2 separate regions of the Homo sapiens genome follow, and region 2 is linked to region 1. A link is a contact called in ENCODE Hi-C or POLR2A ChIA-PET data. All regions are on one chromosome and are shown on one strand. The core of a region is the stretch at or near the end of the contact, and the rest is flanking DNA. Distances in the headings are between cores, read along the strand shown. Region 1 holds the start of CHAC1 (ChaC glutathione specific gamma-glutamylcyclotransferase 1). Region 2 holds the start of KNL1 (kinetochore scaffold 1).

What was found. A loop is a pair of places that touch in the nucleus more often than their neighbours do. ChIA-PET counts read pairs that join two places held with the same protein, here RNA polymerase II (POLR2A). Pooled maps may share reads with other maps.
Region 2: a map of CD4-positive, alpha-beta T cell shows a loop between it and region 1 (2.9-fold over the local background). The contact joins the promoter of KNL1 here to the promoter of CHAC1 in region 1. A Hi-C loop is called at or near these places in 2 of 168 maps with a recorded cell type or tissue (CD4-positive, alpha-beta T cell and naive thymus-derived CD4-positive, alpha-beta T cell) and 10 of 50 pooled maps. POLR2A ChIA-PET finds 5 or more read pairs at or near these places in 4 of 52 experiments (A673, H1, OCI-LY7 and 1 more).

Annotation. Positions count from the first base shown.
Region 1 is chr15:40,951,363-40,956,708 of GRCh38, reverse strand. It overlaps CHAC1 (ChaC glutathione specific gamma-glutamylcyclotransferase 1), which reads right to left and starts at 3,238. Exons shown (of 3, transcript NM_024111.6): 1 at 2,895-3,238; 2 at 2,446-2,481; 3 at 197-1,336. The coding sequence starts at 3,125. The coding sequence ends at 935. RefSeq lists enhancers at 460-1,010, 3,436-4,029 and a silencer at 3,505-3,764.
Region 2 is chr15:40,591,658-40,597,256 of GRCh38, reverse strand. It overlaps KNL1 (kinetochore scaffold 1), which reads right to left and starts at 3,008. Exons shown (of 26, transcript NM_144508.5): 1 at 2,865-3,008. It overlaps TRS-GCT4-2 (tRNA-Ser (anticodon GCT) 4-2), which reads left to right and starts at 3,351; the gene lies at 3,351-3,432. RefSeq lists enhancers at 2,529-2,848, 3,069-3,288 and a silencer at 3,409-3,458.

The DNA.
Region 1 (5,346 bases), core at 1,989-4,488:
CATGCGTAAGGCATGAACTGTACCCATGAGAGTGATGTCACCTGCTAATTCTGCCTGCCCAGCTGCCCCTCCTGGGAAGAGAGGGAAGGAGAGGAAGAGGGAGCCCTTTCCCCTCTTAGGAGCCTTCCAGGGCATCACCACCTCACTTGCCCCAAACCCCCATCTGAGAAAGAACCACATTCCGGCACAGCACAGATAAAGAGATAGTTTTATGGGTAACAGTATGGGACAGACTGGGAAGGTTGCCAGGGCCTGTAGTGATGAGCTTCCCAGGAATAGACCAACACACAGGCAGGAGTGGCCCAGACAGACAAGTAGATAGACAGACAGACAGAGGGACAAGAAAACAACCAAGTGGGTAAGAGGCCCAGGCCAGGCTCAGCAGCTGTGTCCAGGCATCAGCTCCAGCTCTGCTCTGGGGAACTGGTGGAGGAGAAGGGCTGGCCGGGGCCTCAGTCCTTACAGGGCTCCTTCTCCTCATGCCCTACTATCCCTCATCCAGCCTGCTGGGATCCTTGGCAGGTGGAATTCCCAGGGCTATGGATGGCTGGGCTGAGTGAGCAGAGGATCGAGGCTCTTGGAGACTCCCTGGGGAGGTGGAGGCCTGGGTGGTGTGGGGTTAGCAGCAGCACTGGGGGGAATCTGGTCAAGTTCCAGGATGGGGCCACTGCTCAGCAGGGCCCCTGTGTCCAGGGCAGGCCCTCCACCTGCCCACCACACCAACATGGTGCAATAAATAAAGTTTCAAGTAGTAAGTCAGTGTCAAGCAGGAGAGCTGCAGGCTGGCAGACAGGCAGGGACTGAGAAAGAGAAGCCTCCAGCCACCCACCATATCTGCTCAGTGGGCTCAAGCGGTCGCAAGTCTGTCTTGTGCACTGGAGTGGGTGTCTGGCCCTGATGTCCACATGAGCACTCCCCGCAGGGGCTCAGCCCCTCACACCAGCGCCAGAGCCTGCTCGGTGGGGCAGAAGCAGGGCAACATGGTGCCCACAGCGTCCACGATGGCTGCCAGGTGCTCGTCCTGCGCCTGAGGCCCACAGAGCTGCATGAAGTCTGCCAGACGCAGCAAGTATTCAAGGTTGTGGCCGGAGAAGCCCCGGCAGGCCAGGATCTGCGTGGCAATGGCCTCTTCAGGCGCAGGGCCCAGGTAACCAGGGTTCTGTGGGGTGGCCACATAGGCCAATGCCTTCAGTGGTTGGTCAGGAGCATCTTGGGGATAGAAGGTGACCTCCTTGGTATCGTAGCCACCAAGCACTGCCTCTCGCACATTCAGGTACTTCAGGGCCTTGCTTACCTGCTCCCCTTGCACTTGGTATGCCACGCCCCAAGTGCAGCCCTGGGAAGAAATAGGGACACCCGGGGTCAGTCATGACAGCTCCTTGCTGCTCCCTCTCCTATCCTAACATGCCACCCCCACCCAGGACTGTGCTCTATAAGGGAGGCTGTGGTCGGCTGATGAGCCATCTGGTGGCAGTACCTCAAGCCCTTGTACTCTCTTTGTTAAGAACAGTTGAAAGGCCAGGCGTGGTGGCTCATGCTTGTAATCCCAACACTTTGAGAGGCCAAGGCAGGTGGATCACTTCAGGTCAGGTGTTCGAGACCGGCCTGGCCAAAATGGTGAAACCCCATCTCTACTAAAAATACAAAAATTAGCCAGGCATGGTGGCGTACGCCTGTAACCCAGCTACTCGGGAGGGTGAGGCAGTAGAATCGTTTGAACCCAGGAGGTGGAGGTTGCAGTGACTTCAGCCTGGGTGACAAGGGTAAGACTCCGTCTTAAAAAAAAAAAAAAAGGCATAGTTGAGGCCAGGTGCAGTAGCTCATGCCTGTAATCCCAGCATTTTGGGAGGCTGAGGGTGGGCAGATCACTTGAGATCAGGAGTTCCAGACCAGCCTGGCCAATATGGTGAAACTCCGTCTCTACTAAAAATACAAAAATTAGCTGAGTGTGGTAGCGCATGCCTGTAATCCCAGCTACTCGGGAGGCTGAGGTGGGAGAATCGCTTGAATCTGGAAGGCAGATGTTGCAGTGAGCCAAGATTGCATCACTGCACTCCAGCCTGGGCAACAGAGCAAGACTCTGTCTCAAAAACAAACAAACAAAACAACAACAACAACAACAAAAAAAAAAAACAGTTGACAAAGTGGTCTAGTACCAGGGAAGACAGGATTCCTCCTCAAAGTGTGGTCCAGGATGTGGTGGCATCACCTGTAAGCTAGTTAGGAATGCTGTGTCTCAGGACCCATTCTCATGCTACTGAACTAAAATCTGCATTCTAACAAGATCCTCATGTGATTTGGTGAGAAGCACTGAGCTAGAACACGTTTCTACTCTGCCAGAGAAGCATCAGACAGAGCTAGCCTGCAGCCAAGAGCCTATGAGCTCTCTCTGCTGGTCCCCCTTCACACTGGGCCAGGGTTCCCCTTCATGATTCGGGCACTTACCTCATGATCTTCAAGGAGCGTCACCACACGGCCAGGCTAGGGAGGGAAGAAATATTTTGAAATAGACAAGTTAGAAATCAGCTCTGCCATCAGCAAGGAAACCTTTATCAATCCCGCTGACCCGGGCCTCCAAGTGCCCCACTCTGCATGCTGAGTCCCATTCATGCAGGGGAAGGTGGGGGAGCGATGCACGGATGTAGGAGAAACGTCCAGAAACACTGACATGTCAGTGGTCCCAGTTGGTGATCAACACAGGGATCCACAGGTTCACAGACTCCAGCCATCACAGTGATGCACTGGGCACATACATTTAAATGAGCCACAAACCCCAGACACAGGTTTACACATTTCTTTCTATTGGCCCAGAGAGCCCCGGACATTCCAGGGCACTGGCGCCCAGTATCCCGCCCCCAACCCCCTCACTCCCCTGGGCACGGTTGGATGCTCACCATCTTGTCGCTGCCCCGATGGAAGGTGTCTCCCTGCCAGAAACGGCGGCTGTAGCCGCGCACGAAGCCCACACGGCTGTCGCTGTAGGCGAAGTCGGGCCTCCACACCAGGGAGCCGTACCCGAAAATCCACAGCGCTTGAGGGTCGCCGTCGTTTCGGGGGAACTGAGCGGACGGCGTAGGGGACTGCGAGGTGGGCGGGGTGTTCGGGGCTGCAGACTCCTGCTTCATGGTGCCTGGCACAGGGATAGGCCCAGGCGGCCTCCGGGGCTGGTCTCCGGCGTGGGCACGGAAAGACCGACGGACGCACACACCTGGCCTGGCACCGCTCGGTAGCTCCAGCTGAGCGCCCCCCATGGAGGCGCCCTTTAAACCTTCTTGCCGGGAGACCACGCCCACCGCGGCCAGCTGCCGCGGTGATTGGGGTGGGGCAAATCCCCTTTTGGCCAATCAACTTCGGATTCTGCTTCTCACTTAACCGCGCCGCGGGCCCAGCGCGCCCGCTGATTGGTTCAGCTCCACCTCTGTGGCAAACCTGGCAGGAGTGATGCAACGGCAGGGGAGGTTTCTCCAGCGCCGGCATGCAGCAAGGGCGCCTCGGATTGCGTCAGGCGGCGGGCAGGGGGCACCCGCCGGGCCCAGGGCGGGCACCGGGCGGGCGTCTCCCCAGCCGCCCCCTCATGACCTGGGCCCCTTGGAGGTACGGCGAGCGAGTCCCAGGCGGTGTCAGCCCAGCCTTGCCGCTAGTGCATCTGGCCGAGTCCCTGCCAGCCTAGGCGGCACAGACTCAGTCCCAAGTCGAGTCCAGGGCACGTCCAGAAGGAGCGCTCTGGGCGTCGTAAACTTCCGTCTCTGGGGCCCCTCCTGAGATCATGCACTGCGGGAAAGCTGTCGGAGGCACCGTCCGCATTCCGCTCAAGTGCCTCACGCCGTTGGCCATTGTGAGCAAATGGAGAAACTGGGCCACGGGGCTGCAGGGGGTTCTGCAGAGACTGCGGGGCTGAGTTAGGTAGGCCAGGCGCCCGGAGCTTGCAGGCCTCACATGGGCTACGCCCCGGACCAGGTGTGGGACCCCTCGAGCCCAGGTAGGCTCGGGGAAGAGCCTGTTAGAGCGCTTGGACCGACCGGCAGTCACTTTGGAGGTGGTGGCTGCACCTGCGGAGAAAGGCTATAAAGATGCAAAAGCCAGGCTAGTCTTGCCCCCAAGGCGATGGGTTTAATTCTTCCTGGACGTGAGATTTTGCAGCAATGATTAATCCATAGGCACAAGGTTCCGGGAGCAGCGGGCAAGGAGGGCCCAGTGAGGCCCCCACAAGACTATGGCCAGCTACTGGTCTTCTCCCTCGGCTTCTGGCCTCCCAGCCGAGTCCACAGGCCGCCGGGGGTTGACCCAATACGCAGCAAGGGACTGCCCTCAGGGGATGTCACTGACTGTAAAAGGGAAACAGAGGCAGCTGAAGGCCTTCTCTCTAAACTGGCCAGGAGATGGCTGGCAGGGGCAATGTGCAACATGGCTTCTCATTCGATTCTAATTCAATATTTAAACTAAACGTGATCTTCACACTTCACATATTCATTCCGAAGGTGTCGCAGATATAAGTGGGAAACTTGCACAACAGTGTGTATAGTACAAAGCTATTTCTTTAAAAACAAAAAGTATTCGTGTAATAAATAATCTGGAAGAATATACCTAAACAGTTAGCAGAGGCTGGCACCAGAGGAGGACTTTCAGTATCAAACTTAAACAGTAATGAAAAAGTCTGGATTTTTACAGGGAGCATGAATTACTTTTCCAATCAGGAAAAAAAAAAAATTACCAGCAAATGGTCCTTTCTGGTTATTCCTTTCTTTTTCGCTTTCTCTCCATTTCCCACATTCAGTCTCCCTCTTCTCTTCTATCCTGTCCCCTTTCGTTCATATGAGCACCTCCTTTGTTGGTAGCTTCTTAGAAGAATGTCCTCTTTTCCACTCACCAGCTGTGGGTTGTAGTCCGGGAAGTGGGAAACTGGTATCCACATATTGCTGAAGTATCTGAATTGGCACAAACAACCCTTTGAGAAAGCAGCTTGGTGATACAAGTCAAGAATCACAAAATATCCCTGCCCTTTGACCCAATACTCCTTCAGGAAATTATTCAAAATACGGGAAAAGCCATATGCCTGAAGATTTTCAATGCATTGTTACTTTTTTTTTTTTTTTTTTTTTTTTTTTTTTTTTTTGAGGTGGAGTCTCTCTCTGTTGCCCAGGCTGGAGTGCAGTGGCACAATCTCGGCTCACTGCAACCTCCGCCTCCCAGGTTCAAGCGATTCTCCTGCCTGAGCCTCCCGAGTAGCTGGGACTACAGGCACCTGCCACCACGCCTGGATAATTTTTGTATTTTTAGTAGACACGAGGTTTCGCCATATTGGCCAGGCTGATCTCAAACTCCTGATTTTGTGATCCGCCCACCTTG
Region 2 (5,599 bases), core at 1,759-4,258, 360 kb after region 1:
AAACAAAAAAGTTACTGATTCCAAACTGTGTACCTGGCACCCAAGGGTGCTGCAGCATACTCACAATGGTGTCCTGGGATATTTAAAAATTTTGAGAGATGCACAGCAGTTCTGAACACCTGTCAGGTACTGTGTGAACTACTAGATCAAAACAGTACATTTGCATTACATTAGTTTTAATAACATCACTGTAAAGATAAACTGTTTGCAGTTGCTGTGATAAAAAGCAAGTACCTTTTTTTTTTTTTTTTTTTTTGAGATGGAGTTTCACTCTTGTTGCCCAGGCTGGAGTACAATGGCGCAATCTTGGCTCACTGCAACCTCTGCCTCCCAGGTTCAAGTGATTCTCCTGCCTCAGCCTCCCAAGTAGCTGGGATTACAGGCATGCGCCACCACGCTTGGCTAATTTTGTATTTTTAGTAGAGACGCAGTTTCTGCATGTTGGTCAGGCTGGTCTCAAACTCCTGATCTCAGGTGATCTGCCTGCCTCGGCCTCCCAAAGTGCTGGGATTACAGGTGTGAGCCACCGTGCCCGGCCCAAAAGCAAGTATTTTTTATTAAAGTACTACAGGAAATGAGGGTGACAGGGTATAAACTGATTCCAAAGTTTCAGAAGTTGTGCAGTGTCCAACAGGCACAGATATCCAATCAGTAAGTGTGATTATTTAATAATAAAATTTTGGCCAGGCACAGTGGCTCACACCTGTAATCCCAGGACTTTGGGAGGCCAAGGCAGGCGGATCCCGAGGTCAAGAGTTCGAGACCAGCCTGGCCAACGTGGTGAAACCCCGTGTCTACTTAAAAATATAAAAATTGGCTGCGCATGGTGGCGGGTGCCTATAATCCCAGTTACTGCGGAAGCTGAGGCAGGAGAATCATTTGAACCCAGGAGGCGGAGGCTGCAGTGAGCCAAGATAGCACCACTGCACTCCAGCCTGGGTGACAGAGCGAGACTCCGTCTCACAAAAAAGAATAAATAAATAAATAAAATTTAAAATATCATATTTTCCTTCAATTTCTGTATTTTTTTAAATGGCTACTAAGTTTGGGACATATATACTTAATGTTTGGACCCAACCACTGTACTCAATAAATAGACTGTTAGGTATTTCTTTGATCTCAGGGTGCCATGCATCAAGAAAATTTGGGAACCACTACTCTAAATAATCCGTAGGTCCTCAAACAGCGACTGAGCCCAATTAGCCTTTGAGCTAAGAGTGTTTTTTTACCCTTTTAATGGATTGTAGAAAACAAGGCAAGCAATAACAACTAAACAAAGAATATGTGACAAAGACCATGTAGCCTGCAAAGCCTGAAATATTTACTATCTGGCTCTTTGCCCACTCCTACATTTATACGACCGATATCTAGAGTTAGTATTTTCCGGGATTGTAGGAGGATAAGAGTGAAATGACAGAGACTCTAGACCTGTGCTGTCCAATATAGTAGTTATTTACATTTAAATTAATGAAAATAAAATAAAATTTAATAATCAGTTCTTTGGTCACAATAATGACATTTCAAGTGCTCCATAGTCCCATGTCGCTAATGGGTAGTATGTTGGAGTGCACATATAAAACATTACCATTTTCACAGGAAGCCCTGTTGGACAGCACTGCTTTACTGGCAATATCTAGAGTCAGTATCTTTTACAGTCTATTATTTAACATCGAACACATCATTAATACTACCATTCCAAACATTTTAATTCAATTTACATGTATTTATCATCTTGTAAAGATTTCCAGCCATTCGCAAAGTCAAGAATTATACTGCTTTGACCCTAACCTTTAATTACCAAAATTTTACCACATATTAACTCCCATCTGTAAATCATCTCTCCAACCAACGTCCACCTCAAATGCGGTCTTCTCCACAAATCCATCACCAAAAGCATCAAATAAGCTCTCCCTTTTCCGTGCTCCCACACCACTTTAGAATGTCCTATAATCTTTTACATTCTGTCTTGTATTCTAGTTATTTGTGTATATTAGTTATTTCCCTTTGTAAACCCCTCTAGGTTTGGGAATCATCTGTCCCCGGCCCTATCACAGGATAAGGAACCCAATAAATATCTACAGGATTCGACGGAAGTGAAAACATCAATTTTAATATCTAGACTGGAATAAGCTTCTGCTTTGGTCTTCATCCACATCCTTTATCTGTTAATGCCTATTAAACCTATCTGTAAAATTCCAATCGGCAATACTTTTTCCTCCCTCAAACTTGAGTATTTAAATAAACGTGAAGAATAAGGGCTTAAATCCTGAGGAATAATGAACAGAAGAGGATTTTTAAAAACTAATTTGCGCAGTACTAATATTGACTTCATTTGTTAAGGTTATTATACTTGCAGAAAACGAAAAATCTGTTACGTGCGGCCAGCACTCCGAGCAGACACCTTAAACCACGAAGAGCTGAGAATTTTAAAATCACTCATTGCTGTCACTTCATTTAGAGCCAAAAAAAGCTTAAGTGAGAAATACAAACAGCCGAGAGGTCCCTAGGGAAGAGCGGCAGGGGTGCAAGAAGAGTCCGCGAGCCCTGACAGAGGACGGCAGGGCGGGGCGGAAGAGGACGCCAAGAGAGCGACGGACAAGCAACCCGAGCCGGGTGGCCGGAGGGGCCGAGGTGCAGGCGGAGAAGTGTTAGGGAAGCGGGAGGCGGCACAACGTACAGGCCGAGGAGGGGAAAAAGGGCACAGTGTGCCCGGCCCGGGGCAGGGGCGTCTACTCGGCCCGGCGCTAACGGAGGCCGCCAGGCTGAGGGAGCGTACCCTACCTCCCACCGCAGGAACTTCAGGGCGCCCAGACAAAACCCGAAGCCTTCCCTGAAGCCCAGAACGAAAGAGTCATTCTCTTTACCTGCCGCGGCAAACCTCCTCGACAAATTTTGCGCAGACTTGTTTGGGGTCCACACGCTCTGAGTTTCCTTAGAGCGGAAACAGACAGCCGCCTCTAGCAGTCCGCTCACAACGCCCGGCTCGCCTCAGTGAAGTATTCAAATCTAACCGCCTAGGTGATGCGCACGCGCAAAGCGGCTCTACGCGTCGGCTCCGCCCCTTAGGTTCCAGACCAACCCTATTTCTAAGACTCCTTTAGGGAAACTACTTTCCCAGACTCCGTGCCAATTTTATTTCCTTCAGCTTTATCTCTTTTTCGACCGAATTTCCTCTGCCCCTCCCCAGTGGAGACCTCCCCCACAATCGTGGGAGCGGCCATCTTCTTTCGATTGCTTGCTATGGAAGTGATTGGACTTTGGCTTCCGTACAAAATGGCGGCTTCCATAACATTGCGTCACAGCCCCTTGATATTACTCCCTATAGCAATCAGGAAACAGTAACTTACCGGGACGAGGTGGCCGAGTGGTTAAGGCGATGGACTGCTAATCCATTGTGCTCTGCACGCGTGGGTTCGAATCCCATCCTCGTCGATGTGGTGGCTTACTTTTGCTTGTAACCAAAGTAAATTTGCAGAGCAGAATAAATTTTTTAATAACCAAAGTAAATTTGCAGAGCAGAATAAATTTTTTAATAACCAAAGTAAATTTGCAGAGCGGAAAAACTTGAATACTTATTATTTATTACTCAATTAATCTGGCACCATCAGTTTCAGGCCTGAAATGTTGAAATACAGTATTTGGAACGTTCTGACATCACAGATAAAGAAAAGGGAGGGAAAGAGACTTTCCAGGAATCAGAAATCATGCTGGATTTAATTTCTTTTTATATGGAGTTAACAACAGTGAATAGAATTCCACAATTATTACCATCCCATATGTTCCAATGCTGCTCTGTTCCAACTTTAACACAGCTCCTAACTGAGGAGTTTCAATTATTGTAGACTGTTACTCTGGGGTTTTTAACACCTGTCCTGATTATGAGATACCAGGTTTCACTTCAAAAGCTACCATGAGACACTTTATCCGGTATTTATTATCTACAGGCACCACATGTTTTACATGAATTACATCACTATAACCCTTGATCATGACAAATATTTTTATTACTCCATTTTACAGATGAGGAGACTGAAAGATTAGCTTGCCCGAGGTTATACAGCTTCTAAATTGAAGAAAGGAGAGTGTAACCCAAATCTACTAGACGCTGGCTTAATCACCCTTCTAATCTGTGCTGTAGATTAATAATTAGTATTTATCAATCCTACACTGTGCTGTAGATTAATAATCAGTATTTATCAATCTTTTGCAGTCATGGTTTACAGATTGTCTCCTCCACAAGGCTGTCTGCATTGCACCATGCTCCACAACACGGCCTCTGGCAGGTGCTTCAGCAAGGTTTGGGCACTGAGTATGGAAAGCAGTGGCCCCATTCTCTGCTGGCTCCAGTGGCTTCTTTCTGTTACAGATCCAAATCCGTTGGGAATGTTGATACCTCCTTGGGCTCAGGACATTGAGTCACCCTTCCTTAGCCTTGCTCTCCAATGCATTCTCTACCCTGCTGCTAGGAAGGGTTTCTGCTGGGTTCCACGCATTTCCAAGGGGTCCATGGATAGAATTCAGTGGGTTATTTGGTTCAGAAAAAGATTTCATCCTTATTTCCACACTCCCTAATTGAAAGCACATCCTTCAATAACGGTAAGCAACTAACTACAGTAATATTAACCTTATCCATTATTTTGTCACCAATAGAAATCACAGATATTTTTATATCAGATTACTGTTATTGCTTTACGCTCATTGCTACTTCAAAATTGTGGTAATTTTTAGACCTGCTATTATGTCTTGTAATGTTATGCATTCATAAAGAAGTGCATGCATTAAGCTGGGCGCGGTGGCTCACACCTGTAATCCCAGCTCTTTGGAAGGCTGAGGTGGGTGGATCATTTGAGGTCAGGAGTTCAAGACCAGCCTGGCCAACATGGTGAAACCCCATCTGTACTAAAAATACAAAAATTACCCGGGCGTGGTGGCACGTGCCTGTAGTCCCAGCTACCGGGGAGGCCGAGGCAGGAGAACTGCTTGAACCCGGGAGGTGAAGGTTGCAGTGAGCCAAAATCATGCCACTGCATTCCAGCCTGGGCGACAGAGCAAGACTCCATTTCAAAAAAAAAAAAAAAAGTGCATGCATTATTATATTATTACATCACAAACTTTGAGAATATTTTGGCAACTATTCCAACAAAATTGGTTGCCTTTGTATTCTAACATATTTAATTTTATACATTTAAAAACAACATTCTGGCCAGGCATGGTGGCTCATGCCTGAAATCTCAGGAGCAGCCCTTGAGTCCGGGAGTTCAAAGACAGTCTGGGCAACATAGTGAGGCCCCTGTCTCTACAAAAAAATTTAAAAATTTAATCAAAATTTAAAAAAAATTCTGAGATGAGATCCTTAGACTTCCCCAGACTGCCAAAAGGGTCTGTGTCACAAAAAAAAGGTTAAGAGCCCCTGAGAGAGACCTTTCTAAATCTCCCTGGAGACACAGATCTACCTTTCCTTGAACTAGGATTTTTTCTCTTTCCACAACACGTTTGTAGATACCGTCCCTGCTCCTCTCCCTGCAACATACCCCTGACCCCACCCTCTTCTTTCCCATCATGTCACTGCCTGGGCGGCTCCTGCTTCTCCTTCGGATCT